3 separate regions of the Homo sapiens genome follow, and all the other regions are linked to region 3. Evidence: read pairs that join two places in POLR2A ChIA-PET (ENCODE). Cell type or tissue: MCF 10A. All regions are shown on one strand. Region 1 overlaps RREB1 (ras responsive element binding protein 1). Region 2 overlaps RREB1 (ras responsive element binding protein 1). Region 3 has its middle 50 kb from the start of RREB1.

Region 1 (8,000 bases), 87 kb after region 3:
CCCGCGTCAGGGCTCCACGGCCGCAGGGGCCCCCTCGGGCCGCCCCCAGGGCTCCCGCGGTGGGTGTCCGGTGAGCGGGTAGCGAGGCCATCAGTCAGGGCGGCGGGCGCCGATTGGCTGGCGGGCTGGCGGGGGCCGGGCGGGGCGGGGCTCGGTGTTCGTTCGCGCTGGCGTTCCCCCGTGAGTAGAGCCGCGTCTTCCAGCGGATCTTGCCGCACTTTCCTCAGTTGCGAAGGGCACGGCCGCTGGGGACACAACCTAATGAACAACCGGAGCTCTTCAGAGATGCCTTTAGCAACTCAGCTCCTTAAAAATAATAAATTCCTCTTAGGGAAAGATTAGAAGATGAGTGTGCTTGGAGCGAACCCGTGCCCGCCCCCCCGCCTTTTTTGGCTAGAGGGCATTTAGCCTGTGACCACTTTTAAATTTTCACAAGATTTGCATAGACATGAGCATGCCCACTCGCATTATGTAATTATTTCCCCAAATAAGTCCCCATTGAAACATTTGGCTTCCCCGATGGCTATTTCAGAATAAAAACATGTAGCAGGGTATTTCATGATGGGTAGCTCCAAAAACTTTTGTTTAAAAGAAAAACCACGTATCTAGAAAATGCTCCTTTAAGCCTTTTTTGACGAGGAGGAGGGGTGCAGACACTTGCCTGCGGCAAAGTGAACCTGGAAGGAGCGGGGCGTGTGTAGGACAGAGCCCAGGAGAACGGGCAGCCGGGTGGCCGGGCCAGGAAGCAGGGCCTTTCTGGCCCTTTCCGCAGAGGGCTGGATAATTGCCTCTCCTTTCTAAAAGGAGCCGTTTTCTGGGCCGGGAGCGGTGGCCCTCGCCCATAGGCTCACGCTCGTAATTCCAGCAATTTGGGAGGCCCAGGCAGGCGGATCATCTGAGGTCAGGAGTTCGAGACCAGCCTGGCCAACATGGTGAAACCCCGTCTGTACTAAAAAAAATACAAAAATTAGCTGGGCGTGGTGGCGTGCGCCTGTGATCCCAGCTACTCAGGAGGTTGAGGCAGGAGAATCGCTTGAACTTGGGAGGTGGAGGTTGCAGTGAGCCGAGATCGCGCCACCGCACTCCAGCCTGGGCAACAAGAGTGAAACTCCGTCTTAATTTAAAAAAAAAAAAAAGGCTATTTTCTGAGAATGGAGGTGGAGGACCACACAAAACCCAGCCAGTTCTCGTGGCTTCCGCTTTTACACCCTCCTCCGAGAGCCGGCTCCCATGCCCTTCCCAGCTGCGCTGCCCTCGGCACCACCGGGTGCGTCCCCCCGCAAAGCTGGACGCCCTTGTGTCCTCCCGCCTGCCCTCGGTGTCAAGTCTCCCTCCAGGACGCAGTTTCTCGATGTTCTGTACTGGAAGTACATCACCGGTGAGGGCAGCAGGTCACTGTTTGGTAACCATCAGGCTGTTCCGGTGGCTAAAGGTTGCCTGCTGCCAGGCGCCTTGCTGAGTGTGCCCTGCCTTAGTCTGAGACAGTTCGTGGGGTCAGGCTTGACCCCCAGCAGGCCCGCTTCATGAGCTGGCGCCTCTGCAGCCATGTGATGGGCGGAGCCACGTGGGGCTAGCTTACCAAGCCAGGGCACTGACTTCTGCCCCAAGGCCGGGCAGGGAGGACCCCAGCACCGGCCACTCTAGGACCCTAGAATGAGTTCAGTGACTTTACGTGGCACCCCCTCTTTCCACTTTGAGACTTACCTCACTTTTGCTGCACCACCTTTGGTGGTCGCTTTTCTCTTAATAGTGATTCTTCATTCTTCATGGGGGGATAACTTTTCTCTTCTACACATGCTGGGACCCCTCTCCAGGAGGTTCTGGTGGAGCATGAACCAGTGGCTGGGGCATTGGAAGCTTCCCAGGCGATGCAAATACAAAGCCCTAATAAAGCTTTCAAAACTGCGTTAGAAACAGGTCACTTTTACATTTGTGTTGGAAACTTGTCTTGAGACAAATGAATACATTTGAGCCACTGGGATTTTTGGGGAAAATACAGCTAAAAGGGTTAGGAAATGATACATAAGGAAATTCTCCCATCTGATGCTGGCTGGCTTGCTTGCTTGCTGCAAACCCGAGTGTTTTCTATTAAGTGAGGCATTGTGGTTCCTATGCTAGCCCTGATGGGCCTTCAGCACTGGCAGGTGTAAATGCGGCTCATTAATTTTTTAAGAAGTTGGAACTCTGACAGTTTTCAGGGATGCTGAGTAGCTGGTACCAGATGTTTCTTTTGTTAAGGGCATGGAGAGGCAGTGTCACAGGTAATCAGGCTATGGTCGTTCACTCCCTTGGTCTGAGACTATGCGTTTTGTGGTGCTGAATGTTTTCTTAAACCAAGAAGGGTGTGGGGAGGTGCATGTTCTGGTTTCTAGTTGGGCTTTCCCCCGACACTGGCTCTTGCAGTATTATCTTAGGTAGAGGTGTTGACTCAATTATCATTAGACCCAGCTCCTGTTGGAAGAGAGTAAATGGTGCTTGGGGCCTCTTTATCTAGACCGTTTTGCCACCGCTGAAGTGACAGCCTGTGCTTCTAACTGAATTCAGTCCTTTTTTTTCACTCCCTTTCTGTGGAACAACAGCAAAGTCGGCTGCTCATCATTCGGGTGCAGACTTTACAGCCTCTGAACAGCCTCTGCTTTTGCAGTTTATGAATGCACCATTTGTTGTTTTGAGCACAACTGTTAGATACAACTGGCCTCTGCAGCCCACTCTGCCGGCGACCAGTGTGCATCACTGCAGCCTTTTTTTCTTTCTTTTTTTTTTTTTTTTTTTGCATAGGCCAAATTTTTGCTTTAAATACCACCATTTTGTCCACACTAGAATTTCTTTGACCCAACTTACATTTTTTCAAATGTAAGTTTCAGAAATAAGGTTTTAATTTGCTCAAACTGTTGGTCTAGGGATCCTGAATAAGTGCAAGTATTTTACTTTATTAAAGGGGGAATTGTTTTTGTGGCTTGGTTTTGCACACTTTTTTTTTTATATTCTCAAACATGTGACTTCCAAATTTTCCTTTAAATTGGGTTGAAGTTAGAAAGTTTTATTATTTCCTAAGTCATTATATTTTTTCTTTTTGAGCTTTATGCACAAATAATGTTTTCAGTTTAGAACTTAAGATCTTAAATGTTCTCATAACAAAAAATAAATATATGAGGTTATAGATATGTTAGCTTGATTTAACCATTTCACAATGTATACATGTATCAAAACCTCACCTGTACACTGTACATATACAATTTTAATTTGTCAACTATATTATAATGTGAAACTTAATTTTTAAAACTGAATTTAAGGGAAACTGTCAAAACCAAACTTTACAATGTGGTATTGAAGAGTATTTATAAGTAACTGTTTAATTTCTCATTCTTCTGCTCTTGAAACATGGTCTTATCCAAAGGTGATAGCATTAATGTTAGGATTTTCACTTCTGTTTTGTTTTTCTCACATAGACATTCTTTGGCCCTGTGTAATTATATAGGTGCTGTGTTCTCTGGTTGTATACATTGACATTATTCCTTTTTTTTTTTTCACAAATTATTTCTATTTCTTTGTATTTTAGTTAATGAAGTATATTTTAATCTTTTTCTACTGTGCTTTACATATTCAACAACTGGTTCAAATTGTCAGTTCTAACTGCTTTTAGGCCTTGCTTCTCCCAAGGAGATACATTTCTGTTAAGGCAGCAGTAAACATCTTACAGCAACCAACTCTATGTGCCTTGGTATCCTGGAGCTTCCAAAAATGAAACAGTCACTTGTTGAAAATGAAGAAGCTTTCTGTAGTTGAATTTTGAAGTAGATATATTTATTTGTTGTCCTTCAGCGAGGTTATGAAGGCCCTGGGTTACATCTGCATTTTTTATAAAATTGCGACATACAAACATAGTTAAGGGGGGAAAGTGTAATCTTTTGTGAGAGTCATGCTTTCTTCTTCGTCTCACCGTGTAGAGGGGAAGATCTGTCTTTTTATGATTAAAAAAGACACCCATTCTTTCCACTACCTGAAGAATCTTGAAGGTCCATGTGAAGACAAAGCAGCCATAAACAACAAGTTAGAGGGAAAACGAGCTTGTGTGTTAGTGCTTCCAAGAGCAGTTTTCTCAGCTCTGATCTGTTGTAATTTTCAGAGCAGGTTTACATGTGTGGTCGCATGTTTTGGTGGTTGGTTTTGACCTGGACCTTTCAACTGAGCAAAGTCTCCTTGGACTTTTCTCCTTTTCCCATAGTTTCTTGCTGGCTTCTACCTGTGATTAGTATGTGTGTTGCTTAAAATGGCAACTGAAACATCACCAGGAATTTTCACCAGGTAGAAACTGCTTTTCCTGTATCAAAACAACCAGTACAGCTTAGCTGATGCTTCTGTTGCTAAGCAGGTAAATTTCTGGTCTTCAGGCTGCCCTTATTAACCCTGTAAATGCCTAATGTCAACCGAAGAAGAAGAAGAAAAGAACTTGATGCTTCCTTCTCACCTTAGTGCTTTGTTCAAGTGCGTGAAAACTGGACCTAGCTCAGCCTAATTTCCATGTATCTATTTTAGAGGACCTAACCTCGATTAACCTATTTTGCAGGGTCAGGAGGAGAATTGGGAGATGGAGAGGGCCTGTGAGGTTGGTAGTTTCCAGTGAAATGTCAGCCCCAGTAGCTGATAGTGGAAGTCTTATACTAGATGACCAAAATTATGGGTTTATTTCAGCCAGTAATGGGCCCCGTCTTTTTCTTTGGGACTTTTCTCTGCCTGTAGCTGCCCCTATGCCTGTGGGGAGAAGAAGAGGGAAGAAAGGGGTTGCTGTTTGCATCTATTTGCCAGAAAGGAGTTAACAGAACATACCGCAGAACAGGTTGGGCAAGACTGTTAAAGCCAGTGCCTTCCTCTCTCTTTCTCTCTCTCTCTTTCCCTACCCCCTACGCCACCTCTCCGTATCCCTCTCCTTCCTGCTCTGCGCACCGTCTCCCCACCGCCCCCCAGGACTTTAATACATCTTCAGACTATACTCCCCCCACCAACACACACACACAGATACACACACACACTTCAGTATCTGGCTTTCCTTCTAGGCAGAACATGGATGTGAATAAAACACTTTGTGGAGCCTGTTGTGTGAGAAGCAGGCAGCGGCTGTGGGCCTCAGCCTTGCCATCTGTTTCTAGAGCAGTCTGTGGCCCGCTTACCATGCCCTCTGTCATGTAACATAGGCCCCATTCAGCAGCAGCATTCTTGAATGTGCATTTATGTCTCTGTGGGACCGGGGGTAGATGGCCTGAGAGGGGGAAAGCAGGAGATGGGAGGGGAGGAGGCGAGGTGGGGACGGAGAAGGAAGTGTGTGCACACGCAGACAGCCTGGGAGGGCAGTGAGGTGGAGTCACTGCAACTCGGTGCCAGCAAGTCAGGAGACATTACTGCTGGAAGTATCCACAGTTAGCTCTGACTTAGGGGACGTCTTGTGGCCATAAATGTGGAGGAACCGAGCTCTTTAAAAGCCAGTTTGGGTCTGATATAAGTTCTGCTTCGTGTTTGTGTCCATTCACTCCGTAAACATACCATATATAGTCATGTTTGAGCTCACTATAACACACATTGCAAGGGAGCCGCTCATAGTGCACACATCCTTTGGCTGTTAGAAGCAGACTCACATAGGCTATTTCTGGTGTGTCGTGGCTTTCTTCTTTCTTTTTTTTTTTTTGGTGGGGAGGAGGTGGTGGGGGAGGGAGAGGAAAAGGAGCTCTTTTTCCTTCCATCTTCACACTGGTTGGAAGATGTTTCTGATTCTAGTTTGTCTGGCACTCTGAAAGCTAAGGAACTGTATTGTCATGGCAGAAGAAACAATTCTCTGTGTGCATCTGTTTTAGAATGAAACCGTACTTTTCTTAGTATCTTAACATCACATGCATTTTGTAGTTTATGGTCTCCAGTCTCCAGCTGTTTTTGGAGCACCTTCTAACTTTGAGAGGGTGAGCTCTAGCCTGTAAAATGGACTGTGGGTGGCTCGTGGAGAAGGTGCCCTGGTGTGCTTTTCTGTGTCCTCTCTGGATTCTCCCTGAGCTGTCCACCTCTGAAGCCTGCTTCACCTTCAGACTGCCAGGGCAAGACATGCAGCTTCTGCAGAACTCATGGCAGCCGTTTTCCACTTGGCCGAGCTGGGTCTGTGAAGCAGAGAGGAATCAGTAATAGGAAAGAAATGTAGTTGTTTTTTTCCCCCTTAGAATACCTACCATACTGCATTTCAGCTTGGAGTGCGCAGCATGAGGCATTTGTGGTTCAGAAAAGAGGTCTTCCTTTTTCCTCCTCCTGTTTTCTTTTCCTTCCTTCTCCCCAACTCCCCAAAGGCTTACTGCCTTTCTTCTCAGGCCACGTGTGTAGATAACCTTTGAGGAAAAGATGGTTTCCGTGCTGGGATATTTGGATATTACCTAAAGGGACAAGATGAGCCCTTTCTTTGCCTTGTTTTCTTTCTCTGGCCTCATCAGAGTGAATTATATCTGACTGTGTGACAGTTAATTGTACCATCCATCCCGTGTCCTAAGCTGATAAGCCCCTCTCTGTCTGCCTCCATCAAGCTTCTTTGTTTGAGAAGTTCCTAATGCAGTAGGAGAACAAAGTGACAGTTTTCTTATTTACTGAAGTCTCTAAAGCACATTCATAATGCTCTTCATTGTATCTTTCTTATAACTTCATTCCTTCAACTTAGGTAATTAAATTGTTCCATAGTACCAGTGATTGATAAGTTAAAACTTCCTCAGAAACATCAGTGAGTTCAGGAAAAAAAAAAAAAAGTTTGTGTTTTAAGCTGCGTGTATTCATTCCAAACTATTATTGGCTTGGTAGACAGTATTCACAGTAAGACACTGGACACTGCTGGATTGCCAATTACCATTGTGGATATAGCAGTTGATTAGCTAGCTGACTCAAAAGTAGTATATTGCTTATGTAGAGGTCGCTTATTTGGCATTCTTCGGTCCAGAATATTCAGCCGATGTGCTTGCGAGTGAGTGAGAGCCAGCAGGGTATACGTGGGGGGAGAGGTATGTAAAATAAAGTTTTCAAAGCCACAAAGGTGTTAGGAAGTCCTGGTACTAACACTCCTACCTTGATTCCCATTGATCCTTTAGGCCTGCACTTCAGCACTATTTATTCTTACTGTAGATACAGCCCTGGCCACCTTGTCTCACATTTTCCAGTCTACATTTCTGAGGCCAATGTTGGGGATGGAAAAAAGCCATCAGAAGGAGACACATTGACAACAAGCAGAAAAGATGTTAGGGGATGAGACAAGAATTCAAACGGCATGGCGGATTCCCATTGGGGGAATTTCACAGACTGGACAGAGGAGCCCTCTGTGTTATTTCTTAAAACTGCCTGTGTATCCACAATTATCTCAGGAAAATTTTCAATTGAGAAAAACAAGCATGGCCAACAGAGCCATGTGGTACAGTGGCAAAAGTAAAGTGGGGGGGGGTGGGTATGTCACTAGTTTCCAGAGGCAGCCTAGTGTAAGTTGTTCATCGTGATGATCCTGAGTCACCCCCACAAAAGGCTGAATTAATCATACATTGATTCACCATGCTATGCTTAAGGAAACAGGGAAGTTTGAAAGATACTTTAGAATGATTGACACCCAGGAGTTTTATATGGAAAATTAATTTCTGAATACTTTCCTTCCCCCTCAGTGATGTGCAGCTGCTTCATGAGTTAACATGACGTGTTAGAATAAACCTTTCAGTATAGTCAGACATATACTAAAATATTATATATTTTGCCCAGATTTGTAGAAAAAAAGTTATTCATTAACAGATTCAGATGATGTCCAAATACCATACCAGGTTGTCTGTATTCCCTTTATTTTTTGAGACAGAGTCTTGCTCTGTTGCCCAGAATGGAGTGCAATGGCATGATTTCGGCTCACTGCAACCTCTGCCTCCCAGGTTCAAGCAATTCTCCTGTCTCAGCCTCCCGAGTAGCTGGGACTAGAGGCGCGTGCTACCACACCCAGCTAATTTTTGTAT
Region 2 (8,000 bases), 71 kb after region 3:
GCTCAAGTGTGATAGCCTCTGGGAGGTGTTGTTTCTTTGTTGTTTTACTTTTCAAGCAGGAAGAGCCGTGTGGACTGGAGGGCAATGAGAGGAGGCTGTCCTGTCTCTTAGAGTGTGTTTGGGATGGGGGTTCCCAGTGTGCCTTGCTCCTTTGTGAGGGCATCGGAGCAAGTTATGGAACTGGCAGATACTGAATTACGGTAAGTACTTCAAGGTCTGTTTCCTGCTTCTTCCTGTCTGCGGAGAAGGACTGTTTTTTGTTTGTTTGTTTGTTTGTTTGTTTGTTTTGAGACGGAGTCTTGCTCTGTCGCCCAAGCTGGAGTGCAGTGGCACGATCTCGGCTCACTGCAACCTCCGCCTCCCGGGTTCAAGTGATTCTCCTGCCTCAGCCTCCTGAGTAGCTGGGATTACAGGTGCGCACCACCACACCCAGCTAATTTTTGTATTTTTAGTAGAGGCTGGGTTTCACTATGTTGGTCAGGCTGGCCTTGAACTGCTGACCTCGTGATCCGCCCGCCTTGGCCTCCCAAAGTGCTGGGATTACAGGCGTGAGCCACTGCGCCCGGCCTCGATTCCCCCCCGACCCATTCTTGTTGCCCAGGCTGGAGTGCACTACAACCTCCGCCTCCCAGGTTCAAGCGATTCTCCTGTCTTAGCCTCCCTAGTAGCTGTGATTACAGGCACACGCCACCACATCTAGCTGATTTTTTTATTTTTAGTAGAGATGGGGTTTCATCGTATTGGTCAGGCTGGTCTTAAACTCCTGACCTCGGGTGATCTGCCTGCCTCCGCCTCCCAAAGTGCTGGGATTACAGGCATGAGCCACTGTGCTGGCAGGACTGTTTTGAAACTAGTAACAGAGAATTACGTCTTGTGTGCTACCAGCTCAGTTATAACTGACCTATCTTCTCTATTTGCTACTGTTATTATCATTGTTATTTTGCTCACAGCAGCTGGGTAGTTTCAGCAAAATAATACTGAGAAGCAATCTGGATTAGGAGGCCAGCATTCTGGGCTCCTTTTTTCCCATCTGTGGAATACCACCATCAGCAAGCCTGCATCAAGAACCGTTTCTTGACACTTGCCCTGGGTACCAGCCTCTGGAAATGCAAGGATGGGTAAAACATGGTCCCTGCCCTAAAACTCGTCAGTGCCTCATAACCAGCAAGGACAAGTGGAGGGGCCTGCAAGTGGGAAGTGGTTGGGAAAAGAAGAGGAAGTGATGCTCTCAAATGTGCAGGGCTTGTCATGTGGAGGAGGATGATGTGGGGAAGGAAAACGTCCTTCTAGGCAAAAAGCAGTTTAAGTACAGGCCCTGGAGTATGAAAATATGAGGCTTAGTTGAGGACAGGGTAGGGCAAAAAGTGGAATGTGACTAGAGGATAGGGCTTAGGCGTGTTGTATTGAGTTGGAATGATGAGAAGTGTTGGCCCTGGAAAAATGGACGGGGGCTCGGTGGTGGAGTCTGTTGTGAGCCATCAAATGCTTTGGAGCAGGACTGTGATGTGAGCAGCTCTGTGGTTCAGAGAACTGCTAACCCTTTAGAAAATTTAAGTCGGAGAGAAGACAAGGTGTTTAGCAAACTGCAGTGTGAACTTGGAATTTGGTATTCTCTTTAACAGAATAACTTCTTCCCTTTTTTTTTACAAGAGATTTTTCAACCCAGGATATGTGGGCTGCCTTCTGAAGCCTTGTTAAATGATAGGGGAAAGGTGGGAACATTTATTTTCAGCAAATATAATTCAACAATGTTTAGACTTCCCTAATTGTGTTGTACTAGTTGGTACTTACTTAAGGTCATTAGAGATTGGAATTCTTTAGAGGAGAGGGACTCATTTCTCAAAAATATTGAGGATGGACACTGGGAGCTGAACTGGGACAATGTATTCCTCGTAACCACGAGTTTGGTGTGTCAGTTGGGAGTGACTGCAGGGTGGGATAGGTGTGAGCAGAGGGCCAGCTAATTTGCTGTCTTGATGACTCTGTGGGTGATGGCTTTAGGGGCTGGCAGCGTCTGGTGGAAATAGAATCTGTTCAAAAGGTGGAGCTGCCTTACAGCAATTGCCAGCTCGCTGCTCACCTGCAGAGCATGTGCCCTCATCTGGGTCACGACTCTGCCCCTCAGATGTTCCTGGTCCTCTGCTTGGATCCACCCCCTTCACTGCAGCTGAAACAGCCAACAAAGGAGCATCATGTGCCCGAGGCCTGAAAAGTTAGAGTGGATGTGAAGGAAGTCAGACTGCAGGCCCCAAAGACAATTAATGGTGTAGTAATTATTGTAGAGGCACAACATTGCCTTGTACTCTCAGGTTTTCAGAGTCCTCTGGGGAAGAAATACGAATTTTTTATAGCCTGACTTTATACATTTCAAAGCTTGTACTCATGGACTAAGGGACTTGGATGGGAGGGTTGTGCAAAATGGGGGTAGGCCTCCTGTAAACTTGGTGGGTTGGACAGAACACATACCTCAATCATTTCCATCACTGAAAACAGATTGTTTCATTTTATGATTTTCCGAATTGTTGGCGAACATTTTTTGTTTAGTTTTGTTTTTTCATGTGTTCTCGCATTTGAGATTGTGCAGGAGGAAGTAGGATTCTGGTAAGCTGAAGTGGAGCTTTTGGGGGACCTGGAGGGGAGCTGGGTTGGAGGCAGTGTCTGAAAGTGCTGCTTTTAGTGGGTTCGACCAGGGCACACTACTTAGGGGAAGCAGAGCACCATGTATGTCTCTGTGTGTAATCATCTCAACAACTTCATGAGGTGTAGCTGTTATTTTCTCCTTTTTAAAGACAGGAAACTGAGGCTTAGAGATGCTCCTGTTTCTGAGATCATGCAGCCAGTGACACATGACCAGGAAGCTTTATGGCAGGCTTTAAGAGTTGTTCTTTTAGATAATCTCAATATACGGTGATACCTGGAGAGTTTCTACCACTTGACTCAATTTGTTTGTCTTGGGGCCGGGCGTGGTGGCTCACACCTGTAATCCCAGCACTTTAGGAGGCCAAGGCGGGCAGATCACCTGAGTTCAGGAGTTCGAGACCAGCCTGGCCAATATGGTGAAACCCCATCTCTATTAAAAATAGAAAAATTAGCCAGGTGTGGTGGTGGGCACCTGTAATTCCAGCAACTCGGGAAGCTGAGACAGGAGAATTGCGTGAATCCGGGAGGCGGAGGTTGCACTAAGCTGAGATTGGGCCACTGCACTCCAGCTTGGGCAACAGAGTGAGACTCCGTCTCAAAAAAAAAGTTATGCTTTTGAGCTTAACACATTATTTGAATACCTCCAGCTTCATCTGAAATATCCTTAATTGAGCAATTGCTATGCTAGGTTTAGGCATGGTGGAGTTTGGTGTTTCTTGCCTTTGGGGAGTTGACATTATGAAAGGAATTCTTATGCCATGTGGACCCTGAGCCAAGTTCCCATGGGAAGGCCAAGGCTCACAGAAGCTCGCAGGAGTGGGTCTGCACTTCTAGGAAAAGCACAAGTAGGGGCTGAGAGCCCAGCAGGAAAGCAGGTTGGTTTTGAGTTTACAGTGTAATTTGGTGTTGAGGAAGGTGTCTGAGAAGATGGGTTGGAGGGATAGTGGGGCAAGGTGGAAGGTGGGGCAGGATTTGACCTTTTCTTCTTAATTTAAGTGGTAGGGAGTCCAAAGTTTTTGAGTAGAGAAGTCACAGTTGGCCTGCTTAGGCCTTGGAGACACCCTCAACAGTGGGCATGTGGTTTGTGTGTCTGTGCTTTGGGTGACTGCCGTGGCTCACTTCACTGTTTGCTTTTTGGCCTGAGGCAGAGAGTGCCTCCCATGGCAGCTCGTACAGGATGAACCAAGAGGCAGCACCCAGGATATCTGAATTGCCTAAAGCCACTGCAGTGATGTACACACATAGCGAAGCTTTATTTCTTTACAGCCATAGACTTGTTGAAAAGCTGAATCACATACTTTGCTTGATATTTGACTTTGTGGTTACCAATTCCAGGTGAGCCACCTTCGAGAGGGGTAACATCCTGTTGTCGGAAAGGTGCAGCCGGGCAGCAGGGAACCTGGGTTCCACTTTAGCCCTGACATAGAAGGTTTTGGTTCATGTCCCTTTGGTCTGGTAGGCCCCTTTTTGGTGCTTGTTTACGGAACTGATTTATCTTGTTTATAATGTTGGTAGACGGGTGTATATACCAAGACCTCTGGTTTACTGAAGGTAGGGCCAAGAGCTTTCCAGCAGTCTGTTGAGTGGAGCTACGGGTCAGTCAGCACACCTGGCCCAGAGCACCGTGAGCTGGTGAACCTACTTGTCCCAGGTGTTGTAGTGTGGCACTTGAGCCCACTCTACTGACTCTCCCCTCCCTCACTCAATTTTGGAGTCTTGCTGTCTTTGCCTGTTGCTGTTCTCTGCCTCAGCCCAAAAGGAGACAAGGAGTGCCTTCACCTGCCCTCACTGGGGGCAAGAGCAAGTCTGGATAAATGACTTTTACTGATAATTCCTCCAAATCATTTTTATCCTCCATAGCCAACACTCCTTCCTCTAAAAACCTGCAAAGTAGTAGTAGTAAATCCCTTTCCATTCCTCTCCTTTGCTCTTTCAGGCCTCTGGTAAAGCTGGAAGCGCCTGAAAGAGAGGCAACCGAAGCCAAGGCTGCCATAATCCACGCGCTCTGGACGTCACCCTGGGTGACTCAGATTTGGTTGCATTTGTCATTTCACAACCACCTGCATCTGATCCCACTGTGTGGGCAAACTGTCTGCTGGGAGTCTCTGCCTGGTGCCTGGTCTTGGGGGCATAGTGTTCTTCCCCAGAATTGCTTTTCCCAGCTGTTTCTCTATAGCTTTAGTCATGGGGTTCACTAGTGAAAGCTGCCATGCCTACCCTCCCCATTTACTTTTGTTAGTAGTCATTTCTTTTTTTTTTTTTCGAGATGGAGTCTTGCTCTGTCACCCAGGCTGGAGTGCCATGGCGTGATCTTGGCTCACTGCAACCTCTGCCTCCTGGGTTCAAGCAATTCTTCTGCCTTAGTCTCCCGAGTAGCTGGGCTTATAAGCACCTGCCACCACACCCAGCTAACTTTTGTATGTTTAGTAGAGATGGGGTTTTACCATGTCGGCCAGGCTGGTCTCAAACTTCTGACCTCATGATCCATCCACCTTGGCCTCCCAAAGTGTTGGGATTACAGGCGTGAGCCACTGCTCCTGACTGTTAATAGTCATGTCTTTTTTTTTTTTTTTTTTTTTTTTTTTGAGACGGAGTCTTGCTCTGTCGCCCAGGCTGGAGGTCAGTGGCGCGATCTCGGCTCACTGCAAGCTCCGCCTCTCGGGTTCACACCATTCTCCTGCCTCAGCCTCCGGAGTAGGTGGGACTACAGGCGCCCGCCACTGCGCCCGGCTAATTTTTTGTATTTTTAGTAGAGACGGGGTTTCACTGTGGTCTCGATCTCCTGACCTTGCGATCCATCCACGTCGGCCTCCCAAAGTGCTGGGATTACAGGCGTGAGCCACCGCGCCCGGCCAATACTCATTTCTAAGAAGCAAATATGTACCATCGTATGCCAGTCATGGTAAATGCTTTCTGTGCATTATCTTCATAGTCCTCACAACAGTCCTATTAAATTGGTATAATTATCCTCATTTTGCAGATTTGGAAGGTGGCATTTGGGGAGGTTACCCTAATCTTTTCAGTTACCTAACTTAATGTACAGGAGGCATTATACCTCTTGCAGTCTGTATTTCATCTGATTTAATCTTTGCATCAACTTAAAAGTTCACTGTTATTTCTGTTTACAGATGAGGAAGCTGGGGCTTAGTTTAAATAACTTGCCCAAGGTTACTCTAGCTAGTTAGTGAGGGAGTCTGAATTCAAACCCAGGCCAGTGTACTCCAATACAAGTGCTCTTCATCTTTTCACTTCTGCATTTGTTTTTTAAGTAAAAATATCCACTTTTGGGCTGACAAAGCTGATAGCTTCTCGAACTCCTGGCCTCAAGGGATCCTCCCATCTCTGCCTCCCAAAGTGGTAGGATTACAAGTGTAAGCCACACGCCCGGCCAAAGCTGATGGCTTCTATTGGATTTGTTTTCTAATGCTTTGTCCATTTTTAAATGGGGGAAGAAAGGGAGATAATGTACTATAGGTTAAGCTCCTTGAGGACTTTTTTTTTTTTTGGAGACAGAGTCTCCTCTGTCATCCAGGCTGGAGTGCAGTGGTGTGATCTTGGCTCACTGCGACCTTCACCTCCTGGGTTCCTGTGATTGTCGTGCCTCAGCCTCCCAAGTAGCTGGGACTACAGGCACATGCCACTACTCCCAGCTAGTTTTTGTATTTTTAGTAAAGATCGGGTTTTTTTGGTTTGTTTGTTTGAGACAGAGTTTTGCTCTTGTTGCCCAGGCTGGAGTACAATGGTGCAATCTCGGCTCACTGCAGCCTCTGCCTCCCGGGTTCAAGCGATTCTCCTGCCTTAGCCTCCGAAGTAGCTGGGATTACAGGCATGCGCCACCATGCCTGGCCAATTTTTGTATTTTTAGTAGAGACAGGGTTTCATCATGTTGGTCAGGCTGGACTCGAACTCCTGACCTCAGGTGATCTACCTGCCTCGGCCTTCCAAAGTGCTGGGATTGCAGATGTGAGCCACCGTGCCCAGCCGAGATTGGGTTTTACTGTGTTGCCCAGTCTGGTCTCCTGGGCCTCAAGCGATCCATCTACGTTGGCCTTCTAAAGTGGTGGGATTAGAGACGTGAGCCACCACGCCCAGCCACTTTTTGTTCTTTTTAAGCATTTTATTCACTGATGCCTCCCAAGCGCTTGCCATAGTGCCTGGCACATACTAGGTGCTCAGTCAGTATTTGTTGAAGGAATGAATGCGGTAGGGGTTATTTGACCTGTTTCACAGGTGGCGATATTGACACAGAGCAGTTGGGTGTCTTGCCCATAGGCATGCACCATTGTTGAAAACAGCTTTTGCTCTTCACACACAGATCTTTTTTTTCTTTTAACAGATTTTTTTTTTACAGGTATAAAATGGAAGTCATTAGACCTAAGTGATGGGATTGTAGAGTGTAATATAACACACTATAAATACCCCGTGTCTGGTATACAATGTCAACATTCAGTAAGTGACTGTGTTTGTTGTGGTTGGAGCTTCTTTTCTGCATGTGCCCTCATTTTGGGTAGGGTTGCCACACAGATAAGGAAACTTGAAAATTTGTGAGCCATGGAAACCTTTTAAAAACATGTTTAATTAATGCAGTGTTTCTATCTTTGCTATACTATCCATCAAGCAATACAAGTAGTCAAATTGGTGATAGGAGTTCACATCTATCCTGAGCAAGTCGACAAGTGGGTTATGACTGGCAAGATTTGATTAAATGATATTTGCATTTTCCCTGTTTACAATCGTAGAGCATTGCACTGGAAGGGGCCTCAGGGAAGCATGGTTCGTTTCTTTTCCTTATACCTCCTTAGCTTACAGGTGAGGAAAGTGAGGCCTGGAGAGATGCAGGGGGCAGGCTTGATGTGGAACTCTGGACTTGCATGTCACATTCTCTTAGACATCAGCTCACCCTGCCAAATCCAGGTGCCTGGACGGGCTTGTATGAACTTTTGTGGTGGAGCCACAATTATTCCTACTATGATGTTAGTAGCAGATTGTATCAATAATCCACCAAGAGCCAATACATCAAAATCAGGACTGTTTAAACATTGTTTTTTACCCATCATAAAATGTTCTTAGCCAGGCACCATGGCACACCCGGGAAGTCCCAGCCACTTGGGAGGCTGAGGCAGGAGGATCGCTTGAACCTGGGAGTTTGAAATCAGCCTGGGCAACATTGTGAGACTCCATCTCTAAATAAGTAAATGAATGAATGAATGAATGTTCTTATTCATTGTACATAATAAGAAGGAATATGAAGAAAAAACAAGTTATCCTAAATTAAGATTATAAATAGTCCTAAGGATTAAAAATTATTTTTTCATCAGAATTTTAATTATTTCACTGCACCTATGCCCATAATAGAAGAA
Region 3 (8,000 bases):
GATGGGGTCTTACCATGTTGCCCAGCTTGGTCTCGAACTCATATGGGCAGGCTCAAGCAATCCTCCTCTCCCAATCTCTCAAAGTGCTGGGATTACAGGAGTGAGCCACCACACCTGGCCTGGATTTTCTACATTATTTTCTGGATAGAGAATCCAGTTCAACTGGCAAAAGTCATTATTTTCATTTATGGTGTTTGCTTAAACTGCAGAACAGCTGTAGTTGAAAGATCACAAATTCTATACTTTGAATAGTCTTGCATTCTGAATGAAAATAACAGAGTTATACAAAAGTTTTCTTGGAACTTGAACACATTCATGATCTTAGATTTTGTCACCCTGTTAAGGAGCAGGATTTCCTTCTATGTAAGATAATTAGACTTTAAAATTTTGGTTCAAACCAGAATTGTTGCTATAGAAATACATTGAAAATTTAAGTAAAATGAAGTGGCAAACTTCCTTTTTCCTCTCATCCTTTCTGCCTACCCCCATATTTCATCTCTGAATTCATGAAACATTTATATCTAGGGTGATCTGCATTTTAGCTGTAAATCAGATTAATAAAGCAAATTAAAGAATGAGTATCTGTTAAGAAAAGATTACCAATAGGGTTCTTCATATTGTGAAGTGTTCCTGTATATTTAGAACGTTTGATATATACATTTTGGGGCACTTTTCAAGAAATCATCTACGTATAGCAGGTTTTCACATAGATTACCGTGGGCAATGCGCTTGGAACCATTTACTCACTGACACCCTCAAAATATTTTTTGAATGAATGTTTTAAACATCTGAGCCACCTATTCTTGTGCAGATCTATGTTTAACACTTTGAGAGTTACAGAGAAGTAAGTATATGCATGTTCTTTTAAGAGTCAAAGGGTTCAACAGCTAGATGACAAATATAAGAAGTTTAACTGTTTTAAATATTTTTTTAGAGACAGGGTCTCACAAGGTTGTCCAGGCTGGAGTGCAGTGGCTTTTTTTTTTTTTTTTTTTTTTTTTTGAGATAGAGTTTTGCTCTTGTTGCCCAGGCTGGAGTGCAGTGGTGTGATCTCAGCTCACTGCAACCTCCGCCTCCCAGATTCAAGCAATTCTCCTGCCTCAGCCTCCTGAGCAGCTGGGATTATAGGCATGCGCCACCATGCCTGGCTTATTTTGTATTTTTATTAGAGACGGGGTTTCTCCATGTTGGTCAGGCTAGTCTCGAACTCCCGACCTCAAGTGATTCGCCTGTCTCAGCCTTCCAAAGTGCTGGGATGACAGGCGTGAGCCACCGCACCCGGCCAAGAAGTTTAACTGTTGAAGAGTTAAATAAAAACACCAGTAAGGCCAGGCACAGTGGCTCACGCCTATAATCCCAGCACTCTGGGAGGTTGAGGTGGGTGGATCACTTGAGCTCAGGAGTTGGAGACCAGCCTGGCCAACATGGTGAAACCTTGTCTCTCTACTAAAAATACAAAAATTAGCCCAGGGTGGTGGCGCAAGCCTGTAATCCCAGATACTCTGGAGGCTGAGACAGGAGGATCACTTGAACCTGGGAGGCGGAGGTTGCAGTGAGCGGAGATTGCACCACTGCACTGCAGCCTGGGCAACAGAGCCAGACCCTGCCTCAAGAAAAAAAAAAGTGAAAAAAAATGTGCATAAAAAGAGATGATGGATTCACTTACGAAAGTTTCCATGAGTTGGCCAGGCGCGGTGGCTCACGCATGTAATCCCAGCACTTTGGGAGGCCAAGGCGGGCGGATCACGAGGTCAGGAGATCGAGACCATCCTGGCTAACACGGTGAAACCCCGTCTCTACTAAAAATACAAAAAATTAGCCGGGCACGGTGGCGGGCACCTGTAGTCTCAGCTACTGGGGAGGCTGAGGCAGGAGAATGGCATGAACCCAGGAGGCGGAGCTTGCAGTGAGCCAAGCTAGTGCCACTGCGCTCCAGCCTGGGCGAAAGAGCGAGACTCTGTCTCAAAAAAAAAAAGAAAGTTTCCATGAGTTGAGAAGTGGAATAATAAGAGTTTTTTTAAAGTTTTTTCTTCTTCTATTTATTCTCTAAAATGTTGGTAATAAACCTGTACTGCTTCTGTATAAGAGATTTGCTCTTTTTGAGGAAACATTGCCGGGAAGCCACTGTATGAGTGACTGTCAATGAAGTGTCAGACAAAAAGTGCCCAGGAACTTCCAGAAAGGCCAGAGAGCAAAGCAGGCTGGGCCAAGAGGACTGTGTGGAGTACTAGGAACCAAGTTTAGCTTTGTCAAAAGTAGAACGCAGAGGGAACGAGGGAAGGGAGAGGGGAAGGAAGAAAGGTTCAGATGTTGCGGGGTGCTGGGTGTGTTCTGGGAGGGTGGCTGTTAGGTGGCAGCCATCAGGAAGTGCTTCAAAGGGAGATGGTAGGACTTGAACTTAGGCCTTAAAGGCTGTACATGATTTTATACCTAGTGAGAGAGAGGCATTCCTAGTGGCATAAGCCTAGTGAGATAAGCCAAGAGGCAGCAATTTGCACGACACCTTTGGGGAATTTGAATAGGTCAGCTTTGCTAGAAGAGATGGATCATGTATGAAATCTGTCATTTAATGATAGATTATAGTGTTAGGCCCTTATATGCAGGTAATAGGGAATTATGAAAGGATTTTGAGCAGGGGAAATACATGGTCAAAGTTGGATTTGGGGAAAGTTAATCTTATAGGTCCGATTGGAGTGGGAGTTTAGGGGCCATGAATGGCTATTGCAGGGAACCAAGGGGACCTGGACAAGGATAGTATCAATGGGAATTGCTTGGAACACAATGCTTTGTGAGTTGTTATGAAAGAAAAATTGTCATCATTTTATAGTGTTTAGATGTGGAAGGCAGGAGATTGAAGAGTCCAAGATGACAGAGGATTTAAATCCAGAGAGACCTTGAGAGGTGGGACTATCAACAGAAATGAGAACAGGAAGCCAGTGTTCAAGGTAGGTTGAAGGGTTGATTTGCATTTAAGGCTAGGAGGGGTAGCTGGGTTTAGGTGAGTTAGGGGCAATCGATGGGTCAGGGCTGAAACTAGAGCTGTGAGTCATCTATATAGAGGTGATTATCATTCACACGTGTGAATGAGCACCTAAATTTGAATTTGGTGGCAAAGGACTAGTTTTAGGGAACATTCACAATTAGAACTTGCCTCAAAATATAATTTTGCAGGCCGGGAGCAGTGATATGCTTGTAATCCCAGCACTTTGGGAGACTGAGGCGGATGGATCAGTTGAGGCCACGAGTTCGAGACCAGACCTGGGTGACAGAATGAGACTCTGTCAAAAAAAATTTTTTAATATATATTTATATATAAATTAACATTAATAAATGTAAATGTATTAATAAAATTACATATATATGTAATTTTGCAGATTGTCCTCCTTCCTCATAGAGTGTAAGTTAGTCATTCCTTGGCTTTAGTTAGAACCGATACGCTGACTCAGCACTGTTCCAACCAAGTGCTTTAACCCAGCGGCTCCCTAACCTGCCTCATCAGATTAAGAGGCCGCACCACATAGTTGTTGCACCAGAATCTCCTGGGCCAGCAGTCCATTTTTTTTTTTTTTTTTTTTTTGAGACAGAGTCTCGCTCTATCACCAGACTGGAGTGCAGTGGCGCGATCTCGGCTCACTGCAACCTCCACCTCCTGGGTTCAAGTGATTCTCCTGCCTCAGCCTCCCGAGTAGCTGGGACTACAGGCGCGTGCCACCATGCCCAGCTAAGTTTTGTATATTTAGTAGAGACAAGGTTTCGCCACGTTGGCCAGGCTGGTCTCCGTCTCTTGACCTCAAGTGATCCACCCGCCTGGGCCTCCCAAAGTGCCAGGATTATGGGCATGAGCCACCGTGCCCAGCCAGTCTGTATTTTTAATAAGCTTTACAGGTCACTCCGGTATGGATCATTTTGGGGAACCAGTTTCTTAGCTAGTTTGTTGTAGAGCCTGAGACCTTCCCGTGAGACCTCCTATGTCTCTCCCAGGGAGAGAAAGAGCTCAAACTTTTTATGAGTTCGTTTCAACCTGTCCTTTTGCTTTTGTATATGATGGACGGTCATTGATAGTGGTGCTCAAAGTTGTTTTTATCCAGATGACCTGCTGCTTTCCAAATTTAGCACTGGTCTGAAAGAGTGGAGGGATGTGTCAGAAGTCCTCTGCCCTGCTGCTAGGCTGGAAGGAGATTTGGGTTGAAGAGCTATGTGGAGAGTGGAGAGTGACTCAAACTTTGTACATTGAAGCTTGTTGGAATGATGCAATCACCCAGGCATTGGACAGACCACTTCCTGTACCTTTGGATACACAGACCCAGGGTGTGGTATTTGGCAGTACTCTCAGGAGTAGGCTGGCTGATCCTCTTCAAGGGAGCTGAGTAGTCAGAGGTAAGGCCAGGCAGGCTGCAGGCTCCAAACCCACAAATGTTTCTAGTTTAGAGATAGATGGATTGTCAGAAACTTGGAGGGGGATTTCTAAAAGGTGATGAGTATGAACACCTTTCTCAAGGAATACCTGGCTCTCTAGGTATATGTTTCTTTCTTTATTGTCAGAAGACAAATGTCTGTCCTGTGGAGCAGCAGTTACACACGTTGTCACAGCCAGCTTTGAATTAGTTTGATGCTGATGATCTGCCTACAATTATCATTTGCTCTTCATTTTCCCATTTGGTTTATAAGCTGTAAAGAGACGAATTCACCTGTCTATATTATTACATGCCTGGTGAATGAGCAGGCGGAAATGAATGTTTAAAATTGATGGTGGAGGGTTTGAGGGGTAGGATCACACCACACCCCACACCCCATACCCGACTCCAGCATCACATACACAGAATTCAAGCTGTCCATTTTTCTAAGTCTCTAACTGTTGAAGCCAAGGGTGGGTCATTTTGTTATTGCTCCACCCCTACCCAATAAACAGTGGAAGTTGATAGAGTCTAGTGGGGTTTTTTTAATTGTGGGAAAGTATACATGTAAAATTTATTATTATGGCTTGAAGCCGGGAAGCAGAGGTCACAGTGAGACAAGATCATGCCACTGTACTCCAGCCTGGGCGACAGAGCGTGACTCCATCTCAAAAAATAAAATAAAATAAAATAATTTACCATCTGAACCATTTTTAAGCACACAGTTCAGTAGTGTTAAGTGTATTCACATTGTTGTGCGGGAGAATCTAGGTTTTTAAAAATCCATTTAGAATATAAGGAAGTATTCTAAAAATGTCAGAAAATGAAACCCAGAGTTATTAAAAAAAAACTATACATGAAAGAAAATAGTTTTATGTGCAAACACAGCATTTGTATTCTATCCTAAGAGAAGGCACATAGAATGTTTTTCTTGTAGGACAGGCTTGCCTGAGTCTGTCCTTTCACAGTAACTAATTTTAATCAGTACAGAGGAAAAAGACAATCTGGTGCTTGAGATGGCTTTAAGAAGCCAGAAATAGGCCAGGTGCAGTGGCTCATGCCTGTAATCCCAGCACTTTGGGAGGCCAAGGCTGGCAGATGACGAGGTCAGGAGTTCGAGACCTGCCTGCCCAACATGGTGAAAACCCATCTCTACTAAAAACACAAAAATGAGTCGGGAGTGGTGGTGTGTACCTGTAACCCCAGCTACTGGGGAGGCTGAGGCAGGATAATCACTTGAACCCGGTAAGTGGAGGTTGCAGTGAGCTGAGATTGCACCACTGCACTCCAGCCTGGGTGACAGAGCAAGACTCCGTCTCGAAAAAAAAAGACTGGGTGCGGTGGCTCACACCTGTAATGCCAGCACTTTGGGAGGCCAAGGTCTTAAAAAAAAAAAAGCCAGAAGTAGTGCTAGCATCTTGTTTTGTTGTTGTTTGTTTTTGAGACAGAGTCTTGCTGTGTCGCCCAGGCTAGAGTGCAGTGGCGTGATCTCGGCTCACTGCAACCTCCACCTCCCAGGTTCAAGCAATTCTCCTGCCTCAGCCACCTGAGTAGCTGGGACTACAGGTGCCCGCCACCATGCCCAGCTAATTTTTGTACTTTTAGTAGAGATGGGGTTTCACCATGTTGGCCAAACTGGTCTCAGACACCTGACCTCAAAGGATTCAACTGCCTCAGCCTCCCAAAGTGCTGGGATTACAGGTGTGAGCCACCAGGTCCAGCCTAGTGCTAGCATCTTGATACAGATGTTCAAGTTTTCTTGAACCTGTGAGTATACAATGAGAGGAGACATCCAGTCAACTGTGAATTTACAGATTTTAATTTACACAATTTCCTAGAGTTTCCACTTTGTTTTTCTATACTGTATGAAAATATTCTCTTGACAGACACTGAAAGTAGGTGATATTTGCCATTGTTTTCCTAGTGAAAGACAGCTTATTATTATATACGAAAATATGGATATCAGTGGCCAAAAAAATCCACATGGGCAGGGATCTTTACATCTGTTATCAGGTAAATGACCACATCGTTAAATGAAAGAATTTTGAAAGTTGAATAAATCTTACTTAAGATTCACAAGAAAGATTGGAAACATTATTGCCATTTGCTGAAGTTCTTAGTCAACCCAAACTGTATTAACAGTTCATTCTTTTTTTTTTTTTCACATTAGAAAATTTATTTTCACAACCACTTACTGTTTGCACTCAGTTGTTCATAATACCTACAAAACAGGTTTGAAGGCAGTCAGTCCAACAGGATGTGAGCTACAGTTCCAAAGAAGGTATGGTTTGTGTTTTACCAAAGGAGAAATGCCTTCCCTATGTATATGTCTCATGGCTTTGGGAATTTATAGCTTATTTAGCAACCCTCCATTTAAAAAGTGCTGCTAGATTTGAGGAAACTTATAGAATAATTCTGAGTTTCTCTTATCCAAAACTGCTTCAGTAAACTTTTGCTTATCAGTCTTGAAAAGATGTGTTAAAACCAGTTTGGCAACTTTTTAAATATAGCATGCTGGAAGGCCTTGAGAGAAGAGTTTTGAAGCAATATCAGTGTTGGAACTAAAAGGGAACACTTTTATTTATTTATTTATTTATTTATTTATTTATTTATTTTTGAGACGGAGCCTTGCTCTGTCACCCAGGCTGGGGTGCAGTGGCGCGATCTCGGCTCACTGCAATGTCTGCCTTCTGGGTTCACGCAATTCTCCTGCCTCAGCCTCCTGAGTACCTGGAACTACAGGCATGCACCACCACACCCAGCTAATTTTTGTATTTTTAGTAGAGACGTGGGTTTCCCTATGTTGGCCGGGTTGGTCCTGAACCCCTGACCTCAAATGATCTGCCCATCTCGGCCTCCCAAAGTGCTGCTTGGATTACAGGTGTGAGCCACCGTGCCCGGCCTAAAATGGAACACTTTTAAACAAGAATATTCATGATGCACATTTCTCTGTATTTGGAGGGCTCATCTTTTAAAAACCAAGTTTTTGTGATAGGACTGAATTAGTGGAAGAGTTCTCAATGGTAGAACCATACCCAGCATAGGCAATCTAGAGCTTTGTTAAGAACTCAGGAGATTGTTTATGCTGTATGATACCTACATATTCACAACCTTGCCTCCCACTCCATTCCATAAAACTTACTGGAATCTGTTTACAAGCAGTCTTTACACAGATATGTGAATACTTTGTACTACAATAGCATAGACATACGGTATTTCAAATGAGAGTTCTCTCTAAAGGCTTGATTTGGAAGTCATAGTTATTTTTAATAAGGCCGGGCATGAAGGCTTACGCCTATAATCCCAGCACTTTTGGAGGCCGAAATGGAAGGATCACTTGAGGCCAGGAGTTCGAGACCAGCCTGGTCAACACAGTGAGACCACATCTCAATTTTTTTAAAAAAGTTGTTTAAAAAATAAGGTACAGTCACTCTAGCAATTTGAAAGGTATGAATCAACTATTTTATATTGCAGTTCTAGAATATGTTTGTCCTTCCCAGTGCAGTATAGTCACGAGTTTCAGTGGAATTGCTGAAGGAAAGGGGCAGCTGATTCATATTTCTGCATCACAAATCTATATAGAAAAGACAAGTTGAGATGGCTCTG

What was found. ChIA-PET counts read pairs that join two places held together with the same protein. Peaks named below come from ENCODE experiments on the same cell type or tissue, not always from the same donor. Only the 100,000 strongest peaks of a DNase experiment are listed, where the experiment ranks them.
Region 1: POLR2A ChIA-PET joins it to region 3 with 11 read pairs; 8 of 35 experiments call an interaction of 5 or more read pairs at or near these places.
Region 2: POLR2A ChIA-PET joins it to region 3 with 14 read pairs; 9 of 35 experiments call an interaction of 5 or more read pairs at or near these places.

Annotation. Positions count from the first base shown.
Region 1 is chr6:7,141,099-7,149,098 of GRCh38, forward strand. All of the region lies in intron 1 of RREB1 (ras responsive element binding protein 1), which reads left to right. Among named protein-coding and RNA genes, the nearest start is that of RREB1, 37 kb to the left of the region's middle. RefSeq lists a silencer at 1-194 and enhancers at 275-404, 4,421-5,091, 5,350-5,499. In MCF 10A, no CTCF peak of the experiment used is centred here; a DNase peak (open chromatin) is centred at 113.
Region 2 is chr6:7,125,732-7,133,731 of GRCh38, forward strand. All of the region lies in intron 1 of RREB1 (ras responsive element binding protein 1), which reads left to right. Among named protein-coding and RNA genes, the nearest start is that of RREB1, 22 kb to the left of the region's middle. In MCF 10A, no CTCF peak of the experiment used is centred here; DNase peaks (open chromatin) are centred at 3,840 and 4,660.
Region 3 is chr6:7,054,327-7,062,326 of GRCh38, forward strand. No RefSeq gene overlaps it. Among named protein-coding and RNA genes, the nearest start is that of RREB1, 50 kb to the right of the region's middle. In MCF 10A, no CTCF peak of the experiment used is centred here; DNase peaks (open chromatin) are centred at 3,455 and 4,265.